Regions from separate parts of the Mus musculus genome. Here region 1 is linked to region 2. Evidence: chromatin contacts called from ENCODE POLR2A ChIA-PET data. All regions are on one chromosome and are shown on one strand. The core of a region is the stretch at or near the end of the contact, and the rest is flanking DNA. Distances in the headings are between cores, read along the strand shown. Region 1 holds the start of C77080 (expressed sequence C77080). Region 2 holds the start of Yars (tyrosyl-tRNA synthetase).

The links. ChIA-PET counts read pairs that join two places held with the same protein, here RNA polymerase II (POLR2A).
Region 1: POLR2A ChIA-PET joins it to region 2 with 15 read pairs in embryonic stem cell. The contact joins the promoter of C77080 here to the promoter of Yars in region 2. POLR2A ChIA-PET finds 5 or more read pairs at or near these places in 4 of 5 experiments (Patski and embryonic stem cell).

The regions. Positions count from the first base shown.
Region 1 is chr4:129,247,177-129,249,876 of GRCm38, forward strand. C77080 (expressed sequence C77080) reads right to left here and starts at 1,267. Exons shown (of 7, transcript NM_001033189.3): 1 at 945-1,267. The coding sequence starts at 1,170. All of the region lies in intron 1 of Gm12976 (a long non-coding RNA gene), which reads left to right.
Region 2 is chr4:129,188,592-129,191,291 of GRCm38, forward strand. It overlaps Yars (tyrosyl-tRNA synthetase), which reads left to right and starts at 1,312. Exons shown (of 13, transcript NM_134151.5): 1 at 1,312-1,481. The coding sequence starts at 1,425. S100pbp (S100P binding protein) reads right to left here and starts at 988. Exons shown (of 7, transcript NM_001379590.1): 1 at 951-988.

The DNA of each region.
Region 1 (2,700 bases), core at 17-2,516, 59 kb after region 2:
GAGACTAAAGGTCTCCCCACCAAACTGATGACAGAAACAGGAGATGGGGGAGAAGCCAAACAAGTGGCCAAAAGTACAGTGACCTTAACAGGGATATAAGGCTCCCAGTTTCTTCCTTCCCCATCTCCCCCATCTCTCAGGCTTCCCACCCCTTAGAGTCCAGGGAGAGCCATGGGCTCAAAACTTCCAAACACTAGGAAGCAGCTGCTGACTTCTCCTGGCACAGCAGCACAGGCAAAGGCTCTCCACCTCACTTGAGCCTCAGTTTCTCCATTTTCAACACAAGCAGGTTACTACGGGGGACAAGGGACTAGGGAGAGTGGTGAGTGATGAGGAGAGGACTCTGGTTCAGGAAGGTGATCTCACCACCTCAGGAGGTGGATGTTTGTGGTTTGGCCCAGGTAAGGGAGGGGAGGGGGGGTGCGGGGTGTGGAGATGGGAAAAGCTAACACTGGTAACAACCTCAAGCAAAGGACTCCAAGCTGAGTACTTTGGGGAGCTGGAACCAGGATCTACCTGGAGGGCAAAAAGAACTCCTTTTGAGTAGGCTGACCTTAAAGACCCAAAGAGACCGACACCCCAAGACCCAAGGCCACCTGCCTCTCCCATTGGCCCTGGGCCAGTGTCAAATCTCTGACCCCTTGACTCAGCAGAGGGCACAACTTAGGAGAAGGAAAGTGTCTTTCCACCAGGAGGGCCAGCCAGCCAGCACTTCCTGCGTAAACTAGGGGATCCCTGCCCAGATGGGGGTCTCTGCCTCTCACAGTTGGATAGGTTGTGCCCCTGGAGCGGCGCAGGACCTATCTTGGGGTGCCCTGGGCTCTTCACTTCCCCCAAAACCATTGCCTAGGAGACAAGCCGTCCACATTACAGCCGACCCCACCAGAGGGACCCACCCTGCCACACCCATGGGCGCGCTCGACCCAGGTGCCAGGCCAGCTCACCTCGGCTTTTGCCCTTGGCCCGCTTGGCCTTGTCGTCCGCTTTCTTAGCCCGCGAGGCTGTGGACTCGGCGCCCTCGGCCCCGGCCGCCTTCTTCTTGCGCCGTTTGCCCCTCAGCCAGCTGAAGGCACGGCGGAGGCCGGAGCGGGACTTCTTCCTGCGCGGGGGGCCGCCGGGGCTCCCAGGCTCGTCGGCCGCAGGTGCGGCGGGGGGCGCGCGGGCCGCCATGGCGCGGGGCTGGGGAGGCGCGGTGCCCGCGGCGGGGGTCAGGCCCCCTGCAGCGCGGCGCCCATGCGCGGGGGCGGCCGCCGCCGGAGACGCGCCCGGAGAAAAAAGTTTGGGCGGCGGAGGCTGAGCGATCGCTGCGGGGGCGGGGGCAGCGCGGGCGGGGCCGCCGGGCGGGCGGGGCTCGAGCGGCGGGAGCGGCCGTCGGGGGCGGGGGGGGGGGGGACGGTAGCAGCGCAGCGGCAAGGCGCCCCTCCCCGCCGGCCTTGCCCCGAGGGCGAGGTCCGGCTGCAGAGTAGAGGTTCCTCGCCCCGCCCCTCCTTGATCCTCGAGGGTCTGTCTCTCGAAAAACCCCGAGGGTGTTCGGGATTCGTAGGGCAGCGAGGTACTGGCCTTTGGATCACCCGGTGTCTCCTATGGTTGGGGAAAGACTTTTTTTCCCAGACACCTGGGACCTGTGGCAGGTATTCCCCTGGCTCAGGACCACCGGAGGGGGGTGGGGGGGAAGCCTCCAGCAATTGCTCTGTTCTTGGTTGTTTCTGATTCATTCCTGAGTACCTAGAGTGGGATGTTCAGGCCTCAGTTTACCCTTAACGAGGCTGTGATTCCCCCAGGGCACTTATAGTAAGACTCGGGCTTTCCTACTGAGATGCTCAACTACGATAAATAAGGGTGGATCTTGAGGTAGGCGACTAAGTGTGTGCCTGGAGAAGCTGGTTAAGGGAAAGCCTTTAGAAGTCTGGAAAATGCTGTGTTCATTTCCTTGCCGGCCTCTCGTGCTGTATTATAGCTGACCAAGCCCTTTTATATCTCTGATTTTATAAGCTGCGAGGAAAGCAAGGTAGGGAATGTTTCCCCCTTAGGACAGAAGGGAGAGTGAGGCCAGGAGGGAATCAAAGCCAGCATTCTGATGCTCATCTCTGCCTCGAGGCTAGCAAACCTCCGCGGCCCCCAGAAGAGTCTTGTTCATACGTCCCGCAGTTAGAGTTGAGAGTTGTCTAGCATCATCAACTTGACTTTTGTCACACAGCTTTCTCCCGGGGCCCTAGTCTGCATTAGGACAGGAACAGGACCTGATCACCCAGCCTAATCTGCCCTGGCACGCAGTAGACCTCACTCTAAGGTTGTAAGCGGACCTCAGTGCAGAGTGATCTGACCTGCTCCAGTCCCTGAACGGCCCCAAGGCTCCCAGCAGTGGTGAACCTGGGCCCTAAGGCAGATCACCTACTACCCATGCTGAGCCTCAGGCAAAGGGATAAATAAAATAAGTCTGCATGCATTCAGAAGTGGGAAGACAAATACTCTGGCTTTTTGTTTGTTTGTTTACATGTATAAACAAGTCTTTTCTGAATGCCAGCTGCTCCCAGCAGGAGGAGAGGAAGTTGGATTGGAGATCTAAAGGCGGCTGTCCTTGCCCTGGCCTTTGGAAAGTGTGGTCAGGAGAGTGTTCTTTATTCCTAACCACCAGTACCCACTCTTTCAGTACTCTCTTTCCTGTGGCAGAGTTTGGCTGTATAATCTTTAAGGCCATCA
Region 2 (2,700 bases), core at 62-2,561:
CCCCCAGACTAGGGAGCCAAGAATTCCCACACAGGCCCAGGCAGCAGATTTTTCTAAACTGAAGCAACAGGTTTCTTTTACAAGAATAGTCTATTAAAGCCTGGGGCTCTTAACAACCACGGGGGGGTGGGGGGGGGAGGACAAAAAACAAAAAATGAGGGCAGCCGGTGAACTCCGTCCTCATTTGGTGGCCCTCTGAAGAAGGGCTCACCTTAGGTGTCTGCAGCATTCCCTGCGGCCCTGGATGAAACCCAGCAACGGTGGCCCAGGGATACCTTGCGAGGATGCCCGCGGGCCTCCCCGTCGGGAACACTACCCGCCCGCCCGCCGCGCCCAGGGCCTCTGCACTTCCCTCCTCCTCCCACTCGGGAGAGCGAGTCCTCGCCTCCCCGCGGATAGCGGGAGGAGCGCGTGTTCCCTCCGCGCCCCTCCCCCCAGGGGCGACCCAGGTCCCCCCGCGGGCTCCGCCAGGGCACCCGACCTCAGGGGACAGACGCTGACTGCCACATCTCGGCAGGCTGCGGCCCGCGGTCGCCCGGAGTGGGTCGCCCTCTCCCGCCACGACGCCCCGCGGGAAGCCCGCCATCCCCGCTCTCCCTAGCAACAGCCTCCCGCGGGGAAGGCAGGCACCGGGAGAGGAAGACCCCCCCCCCCGCCCCCACTGGCAGGGCCGGCGGCCCGAGGACCTGACAGCTCCCTTTTCCTCAGCGGGATGAGGGGCGTCACTCGCCCACGGATGTGGAGGTGGGGGGCAGGGACAACCTCCCCGCCCGCCATCACCTCTGGCGCGAGAAGCAGCCCTTCCCTCAGCGAGACGAGCTTCCCTACTCCTCACGGGGGCAAGACGAAGAACGCGGCCCTGTGGAGAAGCAACAGGCGGCCCGCCCCCTCCCCCCCGACCCCTCGCCTAGACGACGGGCGCCGACCCTTACGTCCCGCCCGCTCTTCACCTCCGGAAGCCGGGCCAAAAGCCTGGGCGAGCGGCAGCACCTCACTCCGCCCCCTGCGCCATTTTATCGCCCCCTTCACGACCTCCCCCACCCCGAGGCAGCGGGGCCAACACCAGGGGGAGGGCAAGCAAGCAGTGATTGGCAGGAAACCGCCCCGCCCCTGAGAGGGTGCGTCATGGGCGGCCTTCCTAACCCCGCCCCCCAGCTCCACCTACACTGTTTTGGTTTTTTTTTTTTTGGATGGTTCCGCCCCTTCCTGTTTCATCGATTCTTTCGACTCTCTGCTGCTCCTGACTCGGGGATGCTCGGGGAGAGGAGGGGACAGACAGAATCTAGGCCTAGCAAGCGGAGCGACGAGCTCAGCTGATGCAACCCGACGGGACTAGCGTGACAGTTCCCGGCACGCGGAGACGACGGCGAACGAGGAAAGGGCGCGGGTGCCGGCTGAGCGCGGGAAACAGAGACAGCGGAGCCATGGGTGATGCTCCAAGCCCTGAGGAGAAGCTGCATCTTATCACCCGGAACCTGCAGGTCAGGCCTTGGTGGGGGGTTGGGATGCGCCGTTGGGTACCGAGAATTTGAAGTCCCATGATTCCCGATGCCAATCCCTAAACGAGTGGGGCCGCGGTCTCCGCGCCTGGGCGGCTCTACGGCCCTCTCTGCTAGTTGATCAGTCAAGCAGCCATTCTCAGGGTGCAAGAGAAACTCCAGTGGGCTCACCCTTTGTGTGCACGTAGCTTGTGCTCCAGCCATTCCTGGGGCTGGGAACCTCATTCCACCCATCCTATTCCATGCCGGGAGCACTGCTAGGCTCTAGGGAGTCAGGGCCATGTCTTTCCAGGACTCTGGCGGAGAGAACCGGAAATTTAAAAGGACCTATAACCCAAATAAAACACGTACTGAAAGTTCCTATGACTGAAGTTCTGAAAAGAAATAAGGGGCGAGCTGGCCGAAGAGATGGCTCTGAAATGGAAAGAAAGTACTGCTCTTACAGAAGACCCGTTTTCAGTTCCCAGCACCCATGTCAGGTTATTCGGTACGGCCTGTATCAGGGGATCTGACGTCCTCTTCTGGCGTGTGTGTGTGTGTGTGTGTGTGTGTGTGTGTTGTGTACACGCGGGCGCTGAGAACTGCATTTCAGACAGGGAAGACCCAAGGGGAAGCAAGAATATTGTAGAACAGGGAGAAGGCTAGGCTCAGCTCCGTGGTAAAGCATGAGTAAGGCCCTGGACTCAGCCTTCAGTGCCCTCACACACCCTTTGTCCAAGGACACTGATTTAAATGGAATAAAGCAAGCACAGTACTGCTCGGCCACCACAACTCCCTGCCAACAGAACCGTTTCCATCCCTGCCTGCCCGTGCCTCTGATGTTCCTCCACAGAACCTATTGCTGTCCTTTGACATGTTCTCTAAGGAGAGACAGGTAGGAGCCAAGTCATGAGGGGCTTGTAAACTTTGTTTTACAAGCCAGATAAAGACTGGACTAGAATTACGCTAAGGGCGGTTGCACCACCAAGCTATTTTTTTTTTTAAATTTACCTATCCTGGGTGTGGTGGTACATGCTACCTGTAATCTTAATACCTGAGAGTCAGAGACAGGGGGGTGGCTGCAATTTGGAGGCCAGCCTTGTTTACATAATGAGTTCCTGGCTAGGTAGAGCTCTATACAGAGACCCTGTCACTAAGAACATTCATTCACCTCTTCGAAGGGTACATTTTAGTCAGTTCTTGTATACCCACAAGGTTAAAG